Linked DNA regions of Homo sapiens: all the other regions are linked to region 1. A link is a loop called in an ENCODE intact Hi-C map of the cell type or tissue named here. Cell type or tissue: PC-9. All regions are shown on one strand.

The links. A loop is a pair of places that touch in the nucleus more often than their neighbours do. Peaks named below come from ENCODE experiments on the same cell type or tissue, not always from the same donor. Only the 100,000 strongest peaks of a DNase experiment are listed, where the experiment ranks them.
Region 2: it touches region 1 in a loop (9-fold over the local background); 3 of 110 quality-filtered maps call a loop at or near these places.
Region 3: a loop joins it to region 1, with 4 times the contacts of the local background. A loop is called at or near these places in 3 of 110 quality-filtered maps.

What each region holds. Positions count from the first base shown.
Region 1 is chr3:108,001,470-108,009,469 of GRCh38, forward strand. No RefSeq gene overlaps it. Among named protein-coding and RNA genes, the nearest start is that of CD47, 86 kb to the right of the region's middle. RefSeq lists a silencer at 2,607-2,768. In PC-9, no CTCF peak of the experiment used is centred here; DNase peaks (open chromatin) are centred at 202 and 4,932; H3K4me3 peaks cover 375 bases; H3K27ac peaks cover 1,604 bases.
Region 2 is chr3:108,128,052-108,136,051 of GRCh38, forward strand. All of the region lies in intron 1 of LINC01215 (long intergenic non-protein coding RNA 1215), which reads left to right. Among named protein-coding and RNA genes, the nearest start is that of LINC01215, 7.0 kb to the left of the region's middle. RefSeq lists an enhancer at 3,004-4,203 and a silencer at 5,872-6,031. In PC-9, no CTCF peak of the experiment used is centred here; DNase peaks (open chromatin) are centred at 2,870, 3,260 and 4,870; H3K4me3 peaks cover 1,370 bases; H3K27ac peaks cover 3,531 bases.
Region 3 is chr3:107,933,305-107,941,304 of GRCh38, forward strand. No RefSeq gene overlaps it. Among named protein-coding and RNA genes, the nearest start is that of LINC00636, 54 kb to the left of the region's middle. In PC-9, a CTCF peak has its summit at 4,914 (motif pointing right); a DNase peak (open chromatin) is centred at 4,997.

The DNA of each region.
Region 1 (8,000 bases):
GTTTCTAGCCCTTGTGACTGGAGGAGAATGCAGAAAAATAGGGGTTTATACATGGCAGGTAATTTCCTGTACAAACCAGTGTTGTGTGGCAGTGGAAATGAGCACCTTCTCAGAGATAGTCTGAGCCCTGCATGATGAGTCAGCCTCAGGATCTAGAAGGATCACAGTTCCCAAGGCAGACAGGCTTGTCTTACCAGCCCTATAATCTTGGGCAATAACAGCAATAGCCACTTCTCAAGCCCTGCCAGGGAGCCAAGTGCTCTGTGAAGTGCTGTGAACTTTACGCCAACAAGCTTGTGACATAGGTTTTACAATTTCCATTTTACAGACAAGGGAACTGGAATCAGAGAGAAGAGGTCACATAGCAACTAAGTGGTGGAACTAGGGTTTGAACCAGGGTCTCATCAACTCCTCTGCCATTTAACTCTCTGATCTTCAATTTCCAACTCACAAGGGGTGTGATGAGATCCTGGATATCCATCTACAGTTTTACTGCTTCCTCATCCCTAGGAGTGTTGCACTTAACTCTTTCCACTGGCTTCTGATTTCAGCAAGCACCTCCATCCAGAGCATGCACTGTGTGGTCTCCTTCTCCTCTGTGACTCGGCACTGTCCTCTGCACAGATCAAGCACCAGACAATACCATCACCTTCCTGGTCTGATAAATGGACCCAGTCCTGGACTTAAGAAAAGTCGTAAGATTCAGAGTTGCTTCTGCCACTGGGCAACTTCTTCGCATGACCACCTGTATTAGTTTCCAGTGGCTTCTGTAATAAATTACCATAAACTTAGTGGCTTTAAACAAAATCAGTGTGATTTTCTCCCAGTTCTGGAGGCCAGAAGTCCAGAATCCAGGTGTGAGCACGGCCACATTCCCTCCAGAGGCTCTCGGGGAGAATCCTGCCTTGTCTCTTCCAGCTTCTGGTGACTCCAGCATTCCTTGGAGGTTTTGCCTCCATCTTCACATCGCTGGCTCCTTCTTTGCGTCTGTCTAATCTCCCCCCGCCTTACTCTTCAAAGGCTACCAGTGATGGCTTTTAGACCCTTTCCCCAAATAAGATACCATTCACAGCTTTCAGGGATTAAGAGGTGGTCGTGTCTGTGTGGATCCCATTCAGCCCACGCCACCTTCTTGGGACCTGGAAGAAAAGAAAAGTTTTGTGTTTTCTCCTCCTCCAGGAGCACCTCTTTAGATCTGGGTCTTTCCCCTTCATTCTGTAGCTTCTTTCCTTCAGTATCTTCCGGGCAGTGCCCCTGCAAATATTAGAAACTGAGGCACACACTAAAAAGGTGGTTATTTACCAACGCAGGTGTGTTGTCCTCTTTAGTTGGGCAAAGTTAATGAACTCAGTACTGCATTGTTTCCAATTCAGGCCAGACAACACTTCCAGAAGCTCCCTGATCTTGTGTCAGAAATTCCTACATGGTCCTCATCTCGGAGAAACTACCCAAATTAATCTTTCTTCTTTCTGGCACTCTGCTCTGGACAAAAATACGAGAGAAGCATCTCCAACTAACTTATTTCCCTCTGGCTTCTTCATTCTAGACTCTATTTCACTGAAAAGTGTTTCAGTGTTTTCTCGTCAGTTTCTGAACTGTGTGACCGTCATCCTGCATGGACCCTCATATTCCAGCTTCCTGTTTCCTCCCTCCTGCGTCTCCATCCCCAGCTCCCAGTAGCAGGAAGCATTCACCACATTTTCACTTCTTGTTCTTTTCCTAGGCTGTCATTAATAAAAGTGTGAAACACAAGCTTTGGGCTACTCAGTGATATTTTCTTGGCCCAGGAAGAACAGGGTGATTACTTCGGTTTCTCATGCAGGATTTGAGAGAAGGGGTTTCCACTCTGAAACCTCAGTGGCAAAATGACCGGCAGGTTCATCTCTCTGCTGTCTCTGCCCAGAAAAAGTAGCCAGAACCACGAGGGTCACCTCTCCCTATATGGGGTCAATTCTATAAGAAATGAGATTTGCAGGCCCTCACACAATGTGGCTCCTAATCTGAGGCAGGGTTCCTCTGGGCTCCCTTTACCACTTGGTAGATGTTCCCATTGGCTGTGACCTGGAGGCCAGGCCTTTTGATTCTCAATCTATCCACATGACTTATATAGACACAGCTCCTGTAAACACCACTGAAGGCTGAGTGTGGTGGCTCACACCTGTAATCCCAGCACTCTGGGAGGCTGAGGCAGGCAGATCATTTGAGCTCAGGAGTTCAAGACCAGCCTGGGCAACATGGTGAAACCTCATCCCTACTGAAAATACAAAAATTAGCCAGGCGTGCTGGTGCACACCTGTAGTCCCAGCTACTTGGGAAGCTGAGGTGAGAGACTCACTTGAGCCCAGAGAGGTTGAGGCCCAAAGAGCTGTAATCATGCCACTGCACGTCAGCCTAAGTAACAGAGCAAGAGCCTGTCTCAAAAATAAATAAATTAATTAATTAATTAAATTATTTTTTTAAAACACCGTTGAATAATAGCTTCCATTTGCAGGCATTTTCACATATATTTTTATTTGATCCTGGAAACAAACCAGTGAAGCAGTTGGCTGGATCTCACTGATACAAGAGCGGGGCGGTCAGGGAAGAGAAAGGCGGGTCCCTGGCTAGGGCTCCACCCTTGGGCCTGTGCCCGTGGACCTAGGTGAAGACAGGTACTCCTGCTTTCGTGCCCAAATGTTGCATTTTCCAAGACCACCCTGGCCCGCTACATCCCCATCACGTGCCTATAAAAACCCTGAGACCCCAGCGGGCAGACACACAAGCAGCTGGATGTGGAGAGAAACAAACGCAGCGGCAGAAGAAGGCACAAGTGGCTGGACGTCAAGAGGGGCGCGGCTGCGTAAGAGCACACAGACAGACACACACAGATGCAGGCAGGCCGGCAGGCCATCCACCGGCAGAATGAGCCAGAATTTGGACGGTGCGGTCAGAGAAGACCCCAGGCCGCTGAGCAGCGTGACTCCAGGGGAAAAACCACCTTTTTACTCCATCTCCTTTCTGGCTCCCGCATCTGCTGAGAGCTACTTCCACTCAGTAAAACCTTGCAGTCATTCTCCAAGCCCACGTGTGAGCCGATTCTTCCCATACACCAGGGCAAGAAAGCCTGGGATACAGAAAGCCTTCTGTCCTTGTGATAAGGCAGGGGGTCTAATTGAGTTGATAAACATAAGCGGCCTACGGACGGCTATGCTAAAAGAGCACCCTGTAACACATGCCCACTGGGGCCTCAGGAGCTGTGAGCATTGAGCCCCAGACCCTGCCGTGGGATCGGAGCCCCACAACTTGCCCGACTGTCTTCTTCCCCTAGGGGTTTTGAGCAGCGGGGCACCAAAGAAGCAACCGCACCCCCATCACATGCCCTGCGAGGGGGATAAGGGAACTCTTCCCATTTCATTACTAACCTCATTTTACAGATTAAGAAACTGTGGTTATATGATTTGTACCACAAATCACAAGTCACCAGCCTGTGTGTGGCAGAGCTGAGGCCCCAGTGCAGGAATTCCGGTTACACAGGCAGCTTGCTTTCTGCTCCTGGACTTGTCTTCTTGTTCCCTTTTTTTCTTTCTCTTTTCATTTTCTCTTTGCCCCCCAGACTCAGTTTCCTACCATGCAATCTTCCTCTCTATTCTAATTCTTTCTGCTATCATCCTATACTGGCTTCATTACTTACTAACTGTGTGACCTTGGGCACATTTCTTTTTTTCTTTCTTTCTTTTTTTTTTTTTTTTTTTTTTTTTTTTTTTTTTTTGTGACGGAATCTCGCTCTGTTGCCCAGGCTGGAGTGCAGTGGCGCGATCTCGGCTCACTGCAAGCTCTGCCTCCCGGGTTCACGCCATTCTCCTGCCTCAGCCTCCCGAGTAGCTGGGACTGCAGGCGCCCAATACCACGCCAGGCTAATTTTTTGTATTTTTAGTAGAGACGGGGTTTCACCGTGTTAGACAGGATGGTCTCGATCTCCTGACCTCATGATCCACCCTTCTCGGCCTCCCAAAGTGCTGGGATTACAGACGTGAGCCACCGCGCCCAGGATCTTGGGCACATTTCTTAACTTCACTGAGCTTCAGTCTCCTCATCTTAAAACAGGAATAATGCTGGCTTCTTCATAGGGTTGTGGTGGAGGTTTAATAAGATTATATACAGAAGGCCTGGTGCAGTGGCTCCTGTCTCTAATCTCAGCACTTTGGGAGGCTGAGGGGAGCAGATCGCTTGAGCTCAGCAGTTTGAGACCAGCCTCAGCAACATGGCAAAGCCCCGTTTCTACAAAAAATACAAAAATAGGTGAGGTATGGTGATGCACACCTGCAGTCCCAGCTATTCAAAAGGCTGAGACGGGAGGATGGCTTGAGTCCAGGAGGTAGAGGTTGCAGTGAACCGAGATTGTGCCACTGCACTCCAGCCTGGACAATAGAGCCAGACCTTGGCTCAAAAAAATATATATATATATATTTTTTACGTATATAGAGAGATAAAAAGAATAAGATAGAAATGAGAGAGAGAAAGAGACAGAATAATTAATAGTCTCTGGCACTTGGTTAACAGTGCGCAGAAATTTTCTTCCTCCAGTTTTTTAATAGCATGGACTCGTGGCTACGACTATGCTTTTGCCCTTCATTCACCTGTGTCGTCCTTATCATAGAACTGTTGGATTTGATTTATCAGGAGACCCTGGTTGTGCCTCTGTGACTATGAGCCGTGGCCAAATCAGAGAAGCCTGATAGATGTGGTCGGAGTGATTAATAGCAACCTGTCTCCAGAGATAAAAGAGTGGCGAGTGAGACGCATTGCCCTGACTCCACTTCTAATTCTGTGTTGTTATATGCGGCTGTTTGGCCAAGCGGAGGCACCACACCCACAGCACCGTATCTGGCTGCAAGCCCTGGATTTCCTGGGTCACCAAGATAAGATTCTTTCAGTGGAAAAGAAAATGATCTGGGGCAGTGGTATTTACCCAGAGCAGGGTGTGAGCACAGGGTGCATGTGCAGCTGCACTTCCATCCCTGACTGATTTCATCACTGGACAAAGTGTAAGCTGGAGAAGGCACAGGAAAGGCGTGTTGGTGCAGGTTTCACCCCTGTTCCTGCAATGCCATTATCTGGTGCTCTCCCAGTGAGAAATTCATCAGTAGGACAGGATGCCCAGGAATGTGAGATCTGAGTCCAGGGAAGTGGTGTCTGTTTTTAGACACTGTAGTTGCTAAGCTTCACCGTCTTCTGCAAATAAAACAGCATTACTTTGCAAAGCCAGGTACTTTCCTACTTCTGTTCCGCAGATATCTAAATGCCCTAGCATAAGAAGGATTAAACAGAAAAAAATCTCCGGATATATCATTGTGACTTACTAATGTTAGGATTTTCTTCCCCCAGCAACATGTCTTCAACATTGTCAGAGCATTTACTGATTGCAGTCAAGGGAAAAAGCAATGGTGACTATATCTTCTTTCTCAAGCCAGTTCCTAAATTCTTAAACAGAGCTTCTGGGACTGTCATCTGTCAGGAAAGGGGAAATTGAGGTCCTGGTCTGCTGGGCCGCTGGCCCTGATCTGAGCCTAGCAGTGGAATTGGAGAAAACACCACAGTTCCTATTTGAAATTATACAGTTGGATGATGTTTCTCTTGGCTTCAACTATAAAAGCTGGTGCCCAGAGCCAATTTTTGGCAAAACTGAGAAGTATGAAGGTTTTTTCCTTCGAACATTCCCAGCATCCTTCTTTAGCACTTTTTATCTTGATCCTCCTCCAACTTCCCCAAGACTTGTTTCTTCCTTTACCTCATCCACATGTGAACAGCAAAGGCTCAGAAACATATTGTCTCTATCTGTAAGTGGTTGATAAAATCTAGAGCAGTGCTTCACAACTGGAATGTAGGTATGAACCTCCTACTTTTTTTTGTTTGTTTTTGTTATTTGTTTTTTTGAGATGGAGTCTTGCTCTGTCACCCAGGCTGGAGTGCAGTGGCATGATCTTGGCTCACTGCAAGCTCTGCCTCTCAGGTTCAAGCTATTCTCCAGCCTCAGCCTCCCAAGTAGCTGGGACTACAGGCGCATGCCACCATGCCCAGCTAATGTTTTTTTGTTTTGTTTTGCATTTTTCATAGAGACGGGGTTTCACCATGTTGGTCAGGTTGGTCTTGAACTGGTGACCTCAAGTGATCAACCCGCCTCGGCCTCCCAACATGCTGGGATTACAGGCATGAGTCACTGTGTCTAGCCCCTACATTTTTAAAATGCAAGTTCAGATCCAGGGGTTCTGGAGTGGGGTCTGACTGAAGGTCTGCCTTTCTAACCAGCTCCCAAGTGATGCTGATGTTGCTGGTTTGTGGACAACACTTTGAGTAGCAAAGCTTTAAACCAATCCTAAGGGGAAAAAATGGGAATGAGGAAAGGTCCCTCTGTGGTTTAGGGAAATGTGTGTGTGTGTGTGTGTGTGTGTGTGTGTGGTGTGACTTTTTATCCTAGTGACTAGTTATATCCTTGTTCTGTCTCTAGATCACACGGTATAATTGGTTTGCTTGATCAAAATTTTAAATTAATTGCTTAGGTTTCAGTTCTCATTGCTGTGATAAATACAAATGATCACTTTTTAGAAATGTGTTTTCCCTTGAAGAGAGACAAATCAAGAGATCTCAGACTTTAAAAGTTTCTTACAAACCTTGTTTTCCTACTCTGTGTTTGGGGGCAGAGGTGAGTAGAGAGGGGTCCCTGGCTAAGGATGAAAGGAGATGGCCCAGTTGATGACTGAGCTTATGGACCGCTGCCATTCAATGCATCTAGTGAACTGCCAGAAGAAATAATTTGCCTGAGACACTGAAGAGCCTTCAGATGGAACTCATTTTGGAAAGCAGAAAGAATCCAGCCCACAAACCTGATCTAGGACCAAAGCCACAGTCCTCAGTGACACAGATTGGTCCTCATCCCAGCCGGACTGACTCAATTATGCTGTCACAGGGAGAGAAAAGCCTGTGAGCCAATACAAAAAGTTTATTTTCATGATGATTCTGGCTTTAGTGCCCTTTTAACAGGATGTAATGCATAAAAGAAGGAGGTCAACCTTAGACAGAGCCTCCCCATCTCCACGGCCGTAGCAGGGATACTCACTGCAGAGGGTGGCAGCAGACGTGCCCAGCAAAAGCAGTAGCAATGCCTGTTGGATTTAGGAGCATAGACTCCACCCTGCATGGAGTCGAGAGGGTGACAAAGGCCGGGAGATGGTGCTGTGTGGGGAGCTGGCCAATTTCATTCATGATCATAGGTGAGAAATTCTCTGGAGCCTTCCAGGAAGATTCGGGAAGAGGTGGCAGTGAAGGGGGATTTCGCAGGGACAGAGACCCCCCTATTCGCTATTAGGAATTAAAGCCTAGGGCTATTAAGCCAATGTATTCAAAATCCCAGGTGATGTATAAAACCAGAACATAGGCTGAAATCAGTGGTTTGAAGTCTACATATATGCTTCAGTCAGAGCAGCTCCGTTCTTTCTTATGGGACTTCCATGTATGATTCATTTGCGGAAAGCATTCCTAGGCTAAATACCCTGAGCAGGATGCTCTCAAATGGTCCGTCCACCACTAGGACTCTATGACTCTCTTCCTCTATAAGTAAGGAAGCAGTGGGCTTGTCAGAGCCAGGGAACCAGGCCAGGAGAGATTGTAGTTAAAGAGGGGATTCCCAGGGTCTGTGTTGAAAGAAGCATTTTGTGGTCAAAGAGGAGATTCCAGAAGTCTGAGCCTTTCATAGCTCAACAGCTCTAAGTGCCAGTGAAGTCCAATCCCCAGTAGACACAGAAGCACCCAGGACCATTGTGGCACCATTTCAGACAGGGAGAGAATCTTCAGGACAGGGGCCCAAATCCCTGGAAACAATGGTGATGGGCAAGGCCCCAGACCTTGCAGGCTATTTTAAGCCAGGAATTAAGAAGCTATGGCTCATACTCCTAGCTTTGCAGTATTCAAATTCAGGCCCCATCACCAGCTGGCTTCAGCAGCTCTGAATGTCCCCAGGGAGAGAG
Region 2 (8,000 bases), 130 kb after region 1:
ATATTTATAAAGGAATGTTAATTAATCAGCTGGTAATTGATATGTAAAATTGCTTGAAATTATAAAATAATAGTGACAACTAAAAGTAATACAGTGCATAATAGTTTAGAAATCAACTTCATGATTATCTCATTTAATCCTCACACAGTCCCATCAGGTATCACCATGATCATCCTCACCTTAAGAATAAGACACTAGTTCGAAGCCACTCTATGATTTGTGCCTGGGATTTTAATCAATATTCTCTGATGCAAAAGCCAACCTAGCACTTTGCCTCTTTGGTCATGTTGTATGTGCCCACTCATGATAAGTGCTTGGTATATTTAAGTAGTCATATCCATAGTAGGTATAGGTATCAGTTTGGATTCTCCAGGAAGCAGAATTACGAGTGTATGAGGAGGAGGGGGTCACACCTGGGAAAGATAAAGGGAGACTGATCAAGGTGGGGCAATGTATTAGTCCATTTTCACACTGCTGTAAAAAAATACCTGAGCCTGGGCAATTTATAAAGGAAAGAGGTTTAACTGATTCACATTTCCACATTGCTGGGGGAGCCTCATACTTAGAATCATGGCGGCAGACAAAGAGAAACCAAGGACCTTCTTCACATAGTGGCAGGAGAGAGAAGAGCCAGTGAGTGAGGAAGTGCCACTCTTTTAAAATTATCAGATCTCATGAGAACTTCCTTACTACCATGAGAACAGCTTGAGGGAAACCTTCCCCATTATCCAATCACTTCCCACTAGGTTCCTACCTTAACACCTGGGGATTACAACTCAAGATGAGATTTGAGTAGGGGCACAAAGCTCAACCATATCAGACAGGGGTGCTGATGTGCCACTTATGAAAGGAGAGGCAGAAGGAAGCAGGATGGAGCTGGGAGTGTCTCAGTCCATGATGTAGATCTGACGAAGTCTTAGCCAATATAATGGAAGTCCCATAGCAAAGACTGCCTGCAAGAGAGTCCCACACTGGATAGAAATGGCCTGGCCTGGCCATGAACCTCCATGCTCAGGCAATGTCTGGGTCTGCCTAGGATGTGCATGGCCTTGGCTTGAAAGTTAAGGTGGATTCTACAGACGGTGTAGCTGGATGCTGTTGGCTAACTGCACATCTTGCAACCCGACAGCAAGTTATTCCTTGAAGGGAAAAGCAAGTGGTGCACCTCATGACTATATATGTTTACATTTTTAAAGACATGACATTTTAATATAATTCCCACTTAAATACTTTAGCTGGCTATTGTTTTCTTTACTATACCCTGACTTTCTAGTTAGTGAACTATAGCCAACATAGAGACCAAATGTCCCAGTTTGAAAATCCTAAATTCCTACCTACAGGGTTGAGAGAAGAGAAGGGATTATGCTAGATTGAGCAATTAAAATTTGATACACTGGATCAGGTCAACTGTTACAAAAACACAGGTGCTGCCAGTCCATTTTTCATATCCCTGGCAGACCTGGCCGATTGATCACAGCACTCTTCCTTATGAGTTGTGTTGTCTGCCTCAAAATTATTTTCAACATTGTGATCCAGACAGCCATTCCCAATCTATCACCATTGGCGCCTAAGATGAAACCAATTTATCATCCCATCACTAGGTAATAGGGGAAAAACACAGGTCTTGGAGCAGGTGTGTGTGCTCAAATGCTTGTGAGGGTGCTAATGAGAGTGTGAGATTGAGGGAGAGGTGATGAAAATACACACTTGAAATTATTTATCAATTAGAAGGTTATGTTTTAATTTTTTAATTAATAAATCTGTTTAAACCCAGAATACCTTTTTCCCAGAGGCAATATTACAAATAAGGATTATATACAAAAGTCAGCATCTAAATCCTTACCTATCTATATATAAGTATTACTGCATTTGCTTTTGGATCCTAACAATAAACTCAGTGCTCATTGACCTTAACAAATAGGGTTTTATTCTTTCTCCCATAAAAAGAAATCTGTAGGTAGGCAACTATCAGCATAGGTTCAGGGTTTTAGCAACAGATCTTTGTGATTCTCTTGCTACTTTCCTTGTAGTTACAGAATGGCTGTTGTTCCAGGCATTGTCTTCAATATTATTTGGAGGTAATTCATCAGGAAATATAAAACTCTCTAAGTAGTCTCCCCCAGAAGAATTCCATGTACATTTCATGGGCCAGACAGGATGACATGACTGTCCCTAGCTTCAAGAAAGATGGGCAAACCACATATTTTATTTTCCAGCCTCTGTGCTGGGAGGCAGCAAGGGAGAAGGGGTTAGACATAGCTTTTAGGTAGCTTGCCAATAGGGAATGGTACTTAGACCTAAAAGATAGCAGTACTAGTTTTCTAGAGGTTAAAATAATACTCGATGTTCTCAAGCATGAGCAGAAATATCCTGCGTTCACTCCTTTACTACTCACTTCCGCTTTCTAATAAAAAGAATTTGATAAATATAATGAGCATCTCAGTATATTTGCCAGGTGAGTGTGGATTCTACACGTTTGTGCTTTAGCAAAATAAATTACTACTTTGAATTTTAATAGACTTATGTCTTAAAATCCAGTCATTGGATAGATTTAAGGTGAAATGCTGTTGATACATTACTATTCATTGTAGGATTAACCCAACAATCCACCACAATTTAAATGAGAATTTAAAAATCAAATTAACAGTGAGTTATAATGAAAGGTAAGAATGGCAGAAATGGAAATCTCCAGCCCACTCATGATAACAACACTCAAAATGTATAGCCTATTTACTAAAAATTACAGAAGTTCCAAACTATCTCCTTGTCTCTAAGTGAGTCACATGCCAGAATTAACAGTTCTTTGGTGCTATGCAATCTTCTTAGTATAGCACAGAATTAAGTCATTGGTAAACTGTAATAATGTGCTAATTTTAGATCATTATGCCATAATGTAGTAATCCTTAGTAAATACTTAGTAAGTTACTAGAAAGTAGCTCTTCATCATATGCAAAAAATAAAACTGAAGACATTGCATGTCATTGGCTTCCAAGAATTGGAGAAAGGAAATTTTAGAGTCAGTTTTTGGTTCATCTATAGGACAGTATGTTGGATCATATTGTAAAGAATTGAGATGCATAGATGAGAGCACTAGTTTGAAATCAACAGCTGGATTTGACTCCATTCCACCTCTGACAACTTAGGACAAGTGTCTTAAGCCCTGCATAGCCCAGTTTCCTCATTATTAGACTGGCAACTACTAACACAGAAACTATTCTACTTACAATATGGTTGTAATTGAATCTGTTTGTTGGAAATTCCAAAGTGACTAAGCTTGCTGTCACAAATGCACTTCCAGGAATAGGAGCATGAATCAGTTTCTCAAAGCTTTTAATAAAAGCTGGTGTTCTTGTTTATGCATGTTCAATGCCATGTCTGCCTAGGTGATAAAATAATGTTTGGTGCATAGAAGGCACTAAAAATATAGCTTTTGAATGAGTGAAGGACATTTTCCCCAAAATTATTGTCATTTGTCATTTGTCTCTGCTGGAAGTCTGTGGGGGCAGATAACTGTTCTTGGGGATCTCCCAAGTGTCCTGAGGAGGTCCTTAGGAGCCACAGCCTGCATTCTCGTCGCCTCGCCCCTCATGTGGATGTGAACCAGACTGGAAGAGGCATCCCTTTGCCTTGAGGCAACAGTTTCAAGAGCAGAGTCTCTTTGGCCAGCTCTTAAACTTCTCCCAAGTTAGCCCTCCCCGGAATGAACAGGAGGCTCCTCTGCCCATCTAGTGTCAAGGTGCCGACTCAAGAAGTCATCCTTTGTCTTCCTCTTCCATTCTCTTGCTGATATTGTCCACGGACACAGGCACAGCACTTTTGTACGTTGCACGATTTGCTCTTTGCCCTTTATAATCATTTCTACTATTGAATAATTCATCCTATATTCGTGTGAAGAGTTCCTCTTTTTCTCATCACTTCCAGTTTTTAAAAATCTCTTCTGTTTCCATGGTAATTGTATATATCAACAAGGACTTTGAACACTCTCCATTTTCTTGGATTTATTGAATCTGATGTGGTTAATAATGCTTGGGAAAACTTCTCAAAAAAAACTCTCACAAACACAGCAAATGCATTGATGGTGAACAGCACAGTTTTTGAGTTCAAAAGGCAGCAGTGTACATTCCATATCATCTGCTGTTACCATGTAGTATGTTCTCACAGGAGAGCTTGGGATTTTATCTGTGAATATCCATAGGTTGAAAGTTGGTAAGCAAAAGAACATCTGTAACTAACCTACTCTTTTTCTGCAGGTTTGTTGTTGGGATAAAAGTTAACGTGCTCTAGTGCACTGTAGCCTATAAAATGTTATCCTTTCTGTGACGCATGCCCCATTTCCACCATGCCATGTGGGGACACAAGGAACAGATCTTTGTCCACAGGAAAAGTGGAAACTCAGAGTTGAATTTCCTCTTCACTCCAAAGCATGACTATGCATGCACACACACACACACACACACACACACACACACACACACGTGCGCGCACACACACACATGCACTCAAACTCCTAAGAGCTGGAGGCAGGGATCCTGGCTCAGAGTTAGAGCTCTCACAACAGGAAGGATAGAGACAAAATTCCTAGTTGCTGATCACTTGCTAACTCTCTTCATTTTCAGAAGAAAACACCTCCTGGCATTTGCTTAATGGAAGGCACCTTTCTAGTCAATCACTTGACAAGTGTTCTGAATTGGATTTTAAAAGGACAGAGGTTGAGATTAGGGTTAGGGATTTTTATTACATCTCAAAGTGCCTGTATAAATTACACAGTGGGGATTTTCAGTTGAAAGCTTTTCCAGTTAATAAACAGGAGACTCATGTATCGGCATTTTTGTAATGCTATAAGAATGGGGAAGTGTAGGTTCTGGCACGTATTCATGTAAACAAAAAGTGAGTGACGAATTTTTACCTTGAGTTTTAGAATCACACTCTTATAAATAATTTACATACAAGGAGAGATCATAGAGATAACCTGTAGAAAAACAGAAAGATGAATTTTTTCCAGCTAAACTTGTCTTGGTGCAGAACTATCTTGGGCATATCAGATTTTATAAAGATACTTTTCCTCTTACATTTCACACTTCACTTTCACTATCCAGAAGCCAAGTGGAGGCATTTTCCCTGATGAGTGGGAGTTGTAAGGACTAGCTCAAGAGTAGAATAGGCTTAGGCAAAACTATAATGTAGGGGAAATCATCCATGTAACCTGAATCCTATTTTAGTGTCTTGAGCCTAAGCCCTATCTTAATCCCCAGAACCCCAAAGTTCTGCAGACAAAAAGTTCCCCATAGAAGTGGCCTCCTGATCTTTAAACAGAGCCATGGGCTTAATCTTCCTTTTGCTGCCATCTAAAATTTAATAATTCTAATATTCATTTCCTCAGGGCCTTAGCTTGTGGACAAGCTAATGTATGCCAACATACCCAGAGTTCTTATGATCTAAAAGTGTTATTCTCCTGGGTAAGTGGTAAGTAGTTTGCATTTCAACAAGGATAAATAAATGCCTTGGTTCAAAAGAATGACAGGGTAGGGTTGTTAAAAATATTACTTCCTCCAGGAAGCTTCTGCCTCCCTCTACCCTCATGGATTAGAAGTTCCCAGGAAGGCTCCTATGTAAAGCATGCTTCTCCTGTCATGGTATTTGGCACCCGTCATTGACAACACTTGTTTAATAAGCTCTGTGGGTACAGCCCCATGTATATTCATACACATATACTGTTGTATTAATTCCCACCACCCGGCTCCCTGATGGAACACTTGAAGGACATTAATAAATACTGTCTGTTGAAGAATGAACAAAGCTAAGGGTTTCAGGGACTCTAGAAAGATAATAGAGTGAGGGAGAGACAAGCAGTATTTGAAGGCCAGATGGCTTTCACTGATGCTTCCTACTTGGTTATTTTATAACTGACAAACCTCTGAAAATGCCACTTAAAAGTAATAGTTTTCAGTATCACTTTAAGTGCTTTAGAATCACACTCAGCATTGGATGTAAATGGTTAAGGAGGGTAGCCTCGGTCTGCTACTGCCATAGATACCTTTAATATACAGAAATTACACAGAAAGTGTCATGGCATTCTTGTTTTACCCAGTGAGAAAATCCACTGTTCAAATCGAAACCAATATGGAAATTACTCCTTCCATCAAAAGGAGCAGAGGACGAAAACAAAAACAAAAACAAAAACAAAATCTCCTCAGCTCCACAGTGATGACATAGAAAGTTCAGATAAGAAAGAGAAAGAAGGCTTTGGGAAAACAAAAATAAGAAAGTATTTCAATGGCATTCCAAGTAAATAGTGGCTAGAGTTTTGGCTCAATGTACTAGCAACACAGTGATAAGGGCTCTTCTCAAAGTAAAGTGAACTTGGAGCAAGTGAATGAGGAAACACTGAAAACGGGTGGGCTGAGAAAAATGCACCCTCTCAGAGCATGCAGTGAAGGCTCAGCTGAATTAATACAAGGAAAGGAAATTTTACCCCAGACTATAGATCACTCGTTTAACCTTTCTCATGAGAGTCTTCTTCAGTTGTTAGTGAGGGGGAATTGTAGATTTATATTAGACCTGCATTGTAATATAACAGAGTTTAGCAATGCACTGTGGCTAAGACAGCTATATAACCAACTGGATGTAGTTCTTAGTGATACCACACTCAGTCATTTTCAGTTCTGCTTTCCTTTCGTTTTCCTTTTTTCCTTCTCATTTTCTCTCTTTCTATCATACATCAAGTTAAAGAATGTCTTTATATGCTGCCATAGACAAATATATATGAACCAGGTAGACCAAGAAACTAAGTAGTACACAAAGTGGCCAAACCCAGTAAAAGCCTATAACTTCTACACGTTTTACACATACACACACACACACCACACTCATTTAATTCCCTCAACACCTCTACTCTATAAAAATTTTATGCCTCCCCTTTTTTTGGTTTAGTAAACAAATTCAGGTAGGCTCAGTCATTTGACCAATGACAAACAACTAGAATATGGAGCATGAATTTGAAGCATCAGAGTCTGTACCCTTTTCTCTGAATATTTTGGGAGATAATTGGTACAAAGTAAATAAAAATCAATATTGTCATTATTGTCTACTTAGATAACAATGCAGTGTCTTCATTCATAATGGATTGCAGTTCCCCACTCAGGAAGAGGACATTTTTTTTAAAACTACATGATACAACTGAGAGCTTGGAAGCTATCCATGCATAAGTTTTAAAACCCAGCAGCTTCATGGTTTCCTCCTTCTGTTGGCCTGGCCAGTGGACACAGTGGTCACGTTCCTGGCATGGAGATGTCATTCATGGTAGGTGTTCTTGAATTGGAGCCTAAGGCTCCAGGACTTTTGTGGGTTCCTCCAGAATCCTACATCCTTATACACTCCCACGGGGTGCCTGCCCAGGTGAGTGGCATGCTTCATGGTATCCTTTCAGACTCTATCACTCCTACTTCTCCAACCCTGACTTACAATATGACCTGGGGAAGGATTAGAATGTTGGTATATTTTAATTTGCTCCTATGCCAAATCACAGTGCTTATATTTGCAACTCTGAGAATTGATGGGGACAATACATAGATTTAGAATTCACATGTGTGAGCACCATGAAGTACTTTGAACTTCACTAAATGGGGAAAATACAAGACACTACATTTAGAAATTGTTTAGGAGCAGCAAATGGAGAGAAGCAACATTTTTGCTTTAAAAAAAAACAACATCACAACCCCTTGATTATGTGCAGCACACAATTTAACAGGTGTGTGATTTATTCATTTATTCACAGACTCATGGACCAACCATTCCATCACAGCACTATTGTCTGTGAAGCAAAACACATTTACAGCAAACTGTATCAGCTCCTCAGAGAGACTGAATTAACCCATCTAAAAATCCTTTGCTTCCGATTGAAAAAGAGGGTTAATATCATCCAAATGATGAACATAAATAAACTTTACCTCAGTAAAGTTCTTTCCATCTTTGGATTTCTGGGTCATCTCTAACCAGTGCTT
Region 3 (8,000 bases), 68 kb before region 1:
ACTCTAAACTTGGGAGCTCATTGGATGAGTTTAAGAGCATGTGGGACACAACTTATTAACTCAAAGACGAGATCATTTTTTAAAAATGCCTGAACTGAAACACAAAAGTGGAAAAAAGTTTAAACTTGCTCAAGGTTTATTTGTCTGAAAATATATTTATTTTGACTTAACTTTTGAGTATATTTTTACTTGGTATAAAATTCTAAGTTGGCAATATTTTTCTTTTATCTCTTTAAAGATGTTAAGACATTGTCTTCTGGCTTCCATAGTTTCTACTGAAAAATCATCCATCAATTTTGTTGTTACTTTGAAAGTAATGTGTCCCCCTTCCTCCACCTCTGCTTTGATTTGTCTCATATTTTTTCTTTGTCTTTAATTTTTAGCACTTTGAATATTATGTGCCTAAATAGGGTTTTCATTGTTTTTATTCTTATTGATATTCCCTGTTCTTGGATCTGTGGGTTGATATCCTCGATTTGTTTTGGAAAATTCTGTTGTTTTCTCTGCAACAATTTCTTCTATAGTCCCTCTTTTCTCTCGTTCTGGGACTTCGGTTATGCATGTATTAGATCTTCTGACTGTGTAGTCAATGTCTGTAATGTTTTTTTCCATTCTTTCTATTCTATCTTAGTTCTCACATTTGTATTTCAGTTTGGTCATTTTTAAAAACTGATCTTGTCTTTGAGTTAAATATGCTATGTCCCACATGCTATTAAATTCATGCAATAAGTTCCTAAGTTTAGATATTATATTTTCCAAATTCCATAATAACCATATGGCTTTCTTAGCCATTTTTATTCTCTTTGAAACTCTTAACCTTTAATACATACCTAGTTCCTTTGTATCCATTAACATAATAATCTTTATTATTTTAAAGTCATTTTCTGCTAATTTTTATATTTGTGAGTCTGCTTCTATTGTTTGATTTTTTTCTCTTGATTATAAATCATACCTTCAATTTTCTTTTCATGTTAGTAATTTTTAGTTATCTTACAGATATTGGGTATTAAAAATAACCCCAAACAAAACAAAATAATGACAACAACAAAACAAAATGTTCAGATGAAATGTCTACCAGCAAGGGTTCCTCCTATCCTCTGATGGGCAGACAGGCAGAGATTGTGCTGGATAGGAGGTTGAGTTGCAATTTTTAGCAAATCCCAGCTCACCTTTTATTTGTCCCTGATTTTTGCAGAGGTCAATTTTGGGCTTTTGATGAGAAGCCTAGCAGCTACCTGTCTCCACAGTTCTAAATAGTTTGCTCTTCAGAGGTTTAGAGGCTGTATCTTAGATATCCATGCCACAAAGGTTCAAATCTGGCAAATGGTTTATGAGGAAAAATTGTTGGACATTTATTGTAAACCCGTATTTCTAACAAGATGTTGTTTCTCAAGCACTGCAGACTACAGCAGATTTTATTTTCTCTTTCTGGTTCTGCCCCTTTAAGACTTCCCCACCATTCCAAAACATATGGAAATGAGCCTTGCATTTTGCACTCTTCTATTTTCCCATCTATTATGCCAATCCCATTCATTCACCAAAACTTCTGCTGATTTTTCTTTTACCCAGTAAAGTCCTTCTCTTTGGCCGAAATCTCATCTTCAGCCTTTACCTGCAATGAACAAATGCTCCTTGGGAAGCAAACAGCTGGTGATTATAAGCTCATGTAGGAACTTGAGTTTATCTAGTTCCTGTTGCTTCCAACAAGATAGTGTCTTTAATGACGCTTTCAGTTTACCTGTTTTTTTTTTCTTATTGCAACAGTGTGTGTGTTAGCCTGCTGTGACCATCTACTTCTTTTTTTTTAAATTAAAAAAATTTTTTTTTGTATTTTTAGTAGAGATGGGGTTTCACCATGTTAGCCAGGATGGTCTCCATCTCCTGACCTCGTGATCTGCCCGCCTCAGCCTCCCAAAGTGCTGGGATTATAGGCTTCAGCCACCGGGCCCAGCCCATCTACTTCTTATCTAGAAATGAAAGTCCCTCTCAGATGTATAAGGGGGCAGAAATTTTGGAGCTTGAACGGACTTTGGCATGTGCTCAGAATTGTAAAGTGATGTATTCAAGACAAAAAACAAACAAACAAATCCAAAAAAACGATAAAGCTAGAAATTGGACCTGAGGTAAACTTGAGGGAGGTCTTCTGATCCCATCTATTATTCAAGAGGACAGGGAGCAGAGAAAGAGAGGAAGAGAGAAGATATTGTGGAAGGCTCTACCTGAAACAGAGAGCAATTCTGAAGTTTTTGCTCCAATTCTGGAATTCAGAAGTGACCTACCCTCAGAAACACTGGAAAACACACTTAGGTCTTTTGAGCCAATTATTACATCTAACATTTGCCTATTATTATTGTTGTTGTTGTTCTACCTGGTTTGAAAACAGGATTTAAAATAATTTGCCAATGATGAGAGCTCCTCTGGGGAAGGTTACAGATGAGGCAAATAGGATGATAATATAGAGGGTAAGAAAGGCTGTTATTAGAAAGCTGAGAATATTACTTTTGGCAGGGGTACATTGGTAGTTGAAGGAATTTCAGGACTAGGTGATGTGGGCTCATGAATTACTCCACTCAACAGAGCAAATGAGACAAGACTGGGTTCCTGTCCTTTGAAAACATAAAAAGGAAATGTTTCGATCCTTTTCTACAGGGAAAGTTGATCACTGTCACTTTTCCCCCCTCTATGATTGTTGAGCTAGTCCAGAGTGCCAAAGTAAGGGAAGAAAAAGTACAAGATTAATGACGAGATGGGATTCTGGAACTGAGAGCAGAGAGACCCATCCCTTCCCGAGATGCTCCTCACCCTTCCACTCACACGCTGAGCTACTGAAGCCAAACTTCACCTCTTATATGGGGAAGGAAAAACATTTGAATTTGCAGAAAGTCAAAGTCATGAGAAGATAAAAGAAATGTGATTAAAAATAAATGTGATTTTTATGTTTTATCTTTAATGTGGCAGTAGTATATTTATTTAAGTTTTGTGGTATTTTGTCCTGCTCTTGATTGAAATTGTATGTCTCTAGTCAAGCCTAAAAAAGAGGTTGCTAAGCAATTTAACAATGTAAACAAGTAAGAGGGGGAGAAATGTTCAGGATCAACGGGAAGCAGTGTGTTTTTATTTTCTTAGAAGAACAAACTGAACAAACTGTATTTAAGAATATTATCACACTATTGTCTACATGCAAATGTGTGCTGCTATTTGTAAACGAATCACATCCCTTTATTAAGGAAGGATGTCTATTTGTCATCTTTGCAGCAATTCCAGTAATAAAAAAATGCCCATTTCTTTAAAATTATGCGCTATTGATGGCAGCTAACATTTCTGGAGTACTTATTATGAACCAGGATGCTAAACAAGGATCACTTCATACAAGCTATTGCATTTAATCTTCACAATTGTTTTATGAGGTAATTACTAATATTATCCTCCTTTTTAACACGTAAGAAAATGGAGACTTAGCAAGGTTAAGTAACTTGCCCAAGGACATATAATAAAGGGCAGAGCCCAGTTCAATTTGATTCAAAAGCCTATGTGCTAATCATTTTGCAATAATCAGAATGGTCTTTCAATAGCTGCAAACCTGTGGTGCAAAACTTTCCATTGGAATGATGGCCAATCCAGTGGCTTGGTTTCTAAACAACTCCATTCCTCCTTTCTGTTCTACTCAGCCAATCACCTTGATGACCACTCTTCTCTCTCAGTCCACAGTGGTCAAGTTGTGTTGCCTAAAGCATGAAAAAGGGAAATGAACAGTATGAGAAAGCAAGATTGACTTGGTATCTTCTTATTGCTACCCTCTTGCTGGGTCCCAGCATATCACCTTACTAATTGTATAGCCTATGGCAATAAACTTTATAATTCTCACCTCTGAAATTAGGATTATATTACCAATCTTGCAAAATTGCTATAGGAAAATGAAATACTGCATGAAAAGTGCCTAATTCAATGCAGACACATGATAATGTTTGTCATATATGAGTTTTCTTCCCCTTCCTAATTCTATCTTTAATGCATCCTTATGCTATATCTTTCTTCAAAGTCAGAACCTTGTCTAGGAGATTTTTAAGCACTGTGTTGTTATCTAGACTTTGCATATAACTCACAGAAGATTGTGAGATGACTAATGTGAAGACATCTTTGGACAAGCAATTATCAACTTCCTACCTGATATATTCTCATAATGTGAATACTTGCTTTAAAAGTACTTCTCCAAGGTGTGTATGTGTCACATTTTCTTAATCCAGTCTATCATTGATGGACATTTGGGTTGGTTCCAAGTCTTTGCTATTGTGAATAGTGCTGCAATAAATATATGTCATGGAATACTATGCAGCCATAAAAAAGGATGAGTTCATGTCCTTGATAGGGACATGGATGAAGCTGGAAACCATCATTCTCAGCAAACTATCGCAAGGACAAAAAACCAAACACCACATGTTCTCACTCATAGGTGGGAATTGAACAATGAGAACACATGGACACAGGAAGGGGAACATCACACACCAGGGCCTGTCGTGGGGTGGGGGGAGGGGGGAGGGATAGCATTAGGAGATATACCTAATGTAAAAGTTAATGGGTGCAGCACACCAACATGGCACATGTATACATATGTAACAAACCTGCACGTTGTGCACATGTACCCTAGAACTTAAAGTATAATAAAATAAATAAAATCAATACATAAAATTAAAAAAATAAAAGTACTTCTCCACTTTAAACACTACTCAATTATCTATTGGCATAAAGATTGCCCGCCCTCTACTCCACACCACAACAAATAAATCCCATGATAACATACCCAAGAAGCAGAATTCAGGATCCCTTCTCTTCATTTGGAGTCTTCTGGAGTTGAACAGCTCTTGAGTAGGGGGCACTTTTTTGCTGTAATAAATTTGTCTTTGTGACAAACTGAAGCCACTGGCCTCCAGGTGGAGCTGCATGAAAGAAAGAGAGAAGTGAAAAGAGGGAAAAATAGGTTGGTGTTCCAGAGAAGTAGATAGCCTGAGAAAGACTCAATAAAACCAAGATGGTACATGGTCCTCAGGGGATTTTCTAGGAAAAGAAGTGACATGCAAACTGATTCAGCCAGTTTAATTCCACAAGAATTTGAAGAGACTGCCAATGTGCTCAGCCAGCCCCAGTGTCTGATGCAAGAAAAATGAGACATGGTCCCCAGGAAGCTGGCAGTCTTTGGGAGTGGCAGCACATAGGCATGGAAGAAGAACATCAGGAGACCATGTGTAATTCAATGGTAAAACGGTCATGCAGCTTAGGACATGGTTTCAGAGGTGAGAGAAAAGCTATTTTGTGTGTGTGTGTGTGTGTGTGTGTGTGTGTGTGTGCGCGCGCTACTACGTTCCAGGCACTAAATTTGATGGGTTACATAAATTATCTCATTTAATTAATCCTAAAAACAAACCTTTGACATGAGCCCATTTTAATGGCAAGGAAATGGAAGCAAAAAGATTAAATAACCTGCCCAGGAGCCAACAGCAAGCGAGCTGTAGGATTAAAAGTTAAACCTGTCTGAATTCAACACCTATGGTCTTGAAAGGCCTGAGCCATTTGCTAGCCATATAACTAAACCCTCCTGACTCTTCTGTGCCTGTTTTTTTAATGGGACAAATGGATATCATATTGCTGTATTTGAATTGTTTGGGGGTAATCCTTTGCTTCTGCCCTCTTCTTCAGCAATATGACCTTCACTTTGGCCCTGATAATTGGACACCTCTTGCTTTAACCATGTGATCCTGCCTCCAAATGGAGGCTGCTGAGACCAAGGTAGGCACTTGACTCAAGGGAGGTGTGGTGGAAGGAGAGAACCATGGCAACTTTGTCTGTCCTGAAGCCTGATGGTTCAGTCAGCTTTTCCTAGATTCTGTGAGACTACGCTATAACTGTACAGTCATCTCCCCAACCCCTATTCTTCTGTTTTCTTGAGCTGAATTGAGCTTCTGTTACCACAACCAACAGATCCCTGACTAGAACAAATACTTTCCATGGAGTTATTGTGAGGAATCCATGAGATAAGGTAAATTAGAAAGGACAAGATCAAGGAGACCATAGCTATTTATCTTAGTGAGTAAAATAGCAATTTGGCCTTTATAATTGGATCCCAAGATTTTCAGTTTATGAAATGTTTCATTACGTCAAAAGCAGGATATGCGCAATTTTCATTTTTACTTTTCCTGCCAGGAGAAATCAAAGTGGCTGATAGTCATGTTAAACTAAAGACGCAGCCCCAAGGTTCTCTGTATTTTGGACAGAGAGGCCCCAGGCTGGTCATCTGGTAACCACTTTAAATTGGGTTTCCACTGGAGCCACACTGTACCCTGAGGACTCTTCCATAGGAGATGTAGATATCCTGACTGAATGATGGACTGCCTGACTGGCTGGCCAGCCATACTGCAATCTTCACCTGTGTGAAGGTTCTGAGAGAAGTGCGCCACTCAGATCCAACAAGCTGTTTGACCAAGGACACTTCTTATTTGATTTGGTTCAATTGCATCGACTGCCCGTGTCACTGAAAATGATCAAAGCAATTGCATATAGACACAGCCTGAGAATACAAAGCTGCTTCTTTAAAACAAAAAAGCAAACAAACTTCACACTGGACATTTTAAGACTGGGTTATTTAGTATCATGGACGCTTTGCCTTTGGGATGTTGATTTAGTAGGTTTGAAAAGATGGCCAGAGACAGCATACTTTTTGCTGGCATCTGATTTGTCACATGGTTCATGTTGCTTTATTTATCATGGACCACAGGGTGCCAAGGCTTTCTTTGCTTCTTGATAATTTCAGTACTTCTCAGGTTAAAGTGGAGCCTTTGGATCTGGCTCTCCTCCCTAACCCCTTCCTTATGCACCGCACATTCTCTTACTTTCTCTGGGGATCACACGGCTTCTTGCATTCTCCAACTGCAGTCAGGCAGCAGAGGAAGCAACATTTTTGTTAGTGAGTTTTTCCCCCGTGGCTGCTTTATTACTTAGACCATGTAAATCTCAGTTGGAGGGTGGCCTTTGTGTGAACCTCATTCTGAATCTCAATTGACTCGTGCAAAGACAGTCCGTATATTTTCCTGCTACTTTTTCACTACTTTCATCTTTCTCAGCTTTTGCGTATTAGGATCAGTTATGGTTTTTTTTTAAATAAAGTATCTTTTGTTGACAGTATTAGAGCTTCCCACTCCAAGACACTGCAGGTTAGGGCTTGCTTCCTGCAGGAGAATTTTGGAAGAGGTTCATGGGAAAGGATCAGATGCCATATAGATACTGTGATGCCTTTAATCCATATGATTTTTTGGGAGAGAATGCTGAATCATGATGGGTGTTTGGTGTCCTTTAATTACCAAAGTTATCAGGAAAAGAAAGTGTACCACAATCTCATACTGATGGATTACATTGCAGGCACTGGAAAGAAATCTTTTTCTAGAACAGCCTTTGTCATGGTGGAGGTGGGGGTAGGGGGCTGGCACTTCCCATTTGCCCATTCTGTGTACTAGAATCTTAGCGGCAAAGGTCAGGTAGGGTTTAGCCAAGTCCGATATCTATCTACAATTATATCTGGATTCGTTAACCTAGGACTTGATGAATTTAACAATAAATGTCCATTAAACCTGTATATGATAAATACATCAAGTATAAAACAATGGCAAACATTTTTCAAGTACTTACCACATGCCAGGCAAGAATTCTATCTCATCTTTTCCTCTAAGCAACTCTACGAGGTCATAATAACAGCTAAGATTTATTCAGCTCTCACTCTGTGCCAGGAACTATTCCAACTGCCATGCATGCCCTTATTTACTTATTTCATTCTCCCAGTAATACTGTGGGTTATTTAGTATCATGTGGTATGGGCACGAGTTTTCAACCCATTTTATAAATAAGGAAACTGAAGTACACGCAGAGAGGTTAGGGAACTTGCCCCAGGTTGTAAAGCTGACAATGAGTGAAGCTGGGATTCACACCCAGCTGTCTGATTTCGAATCCCATGTGAT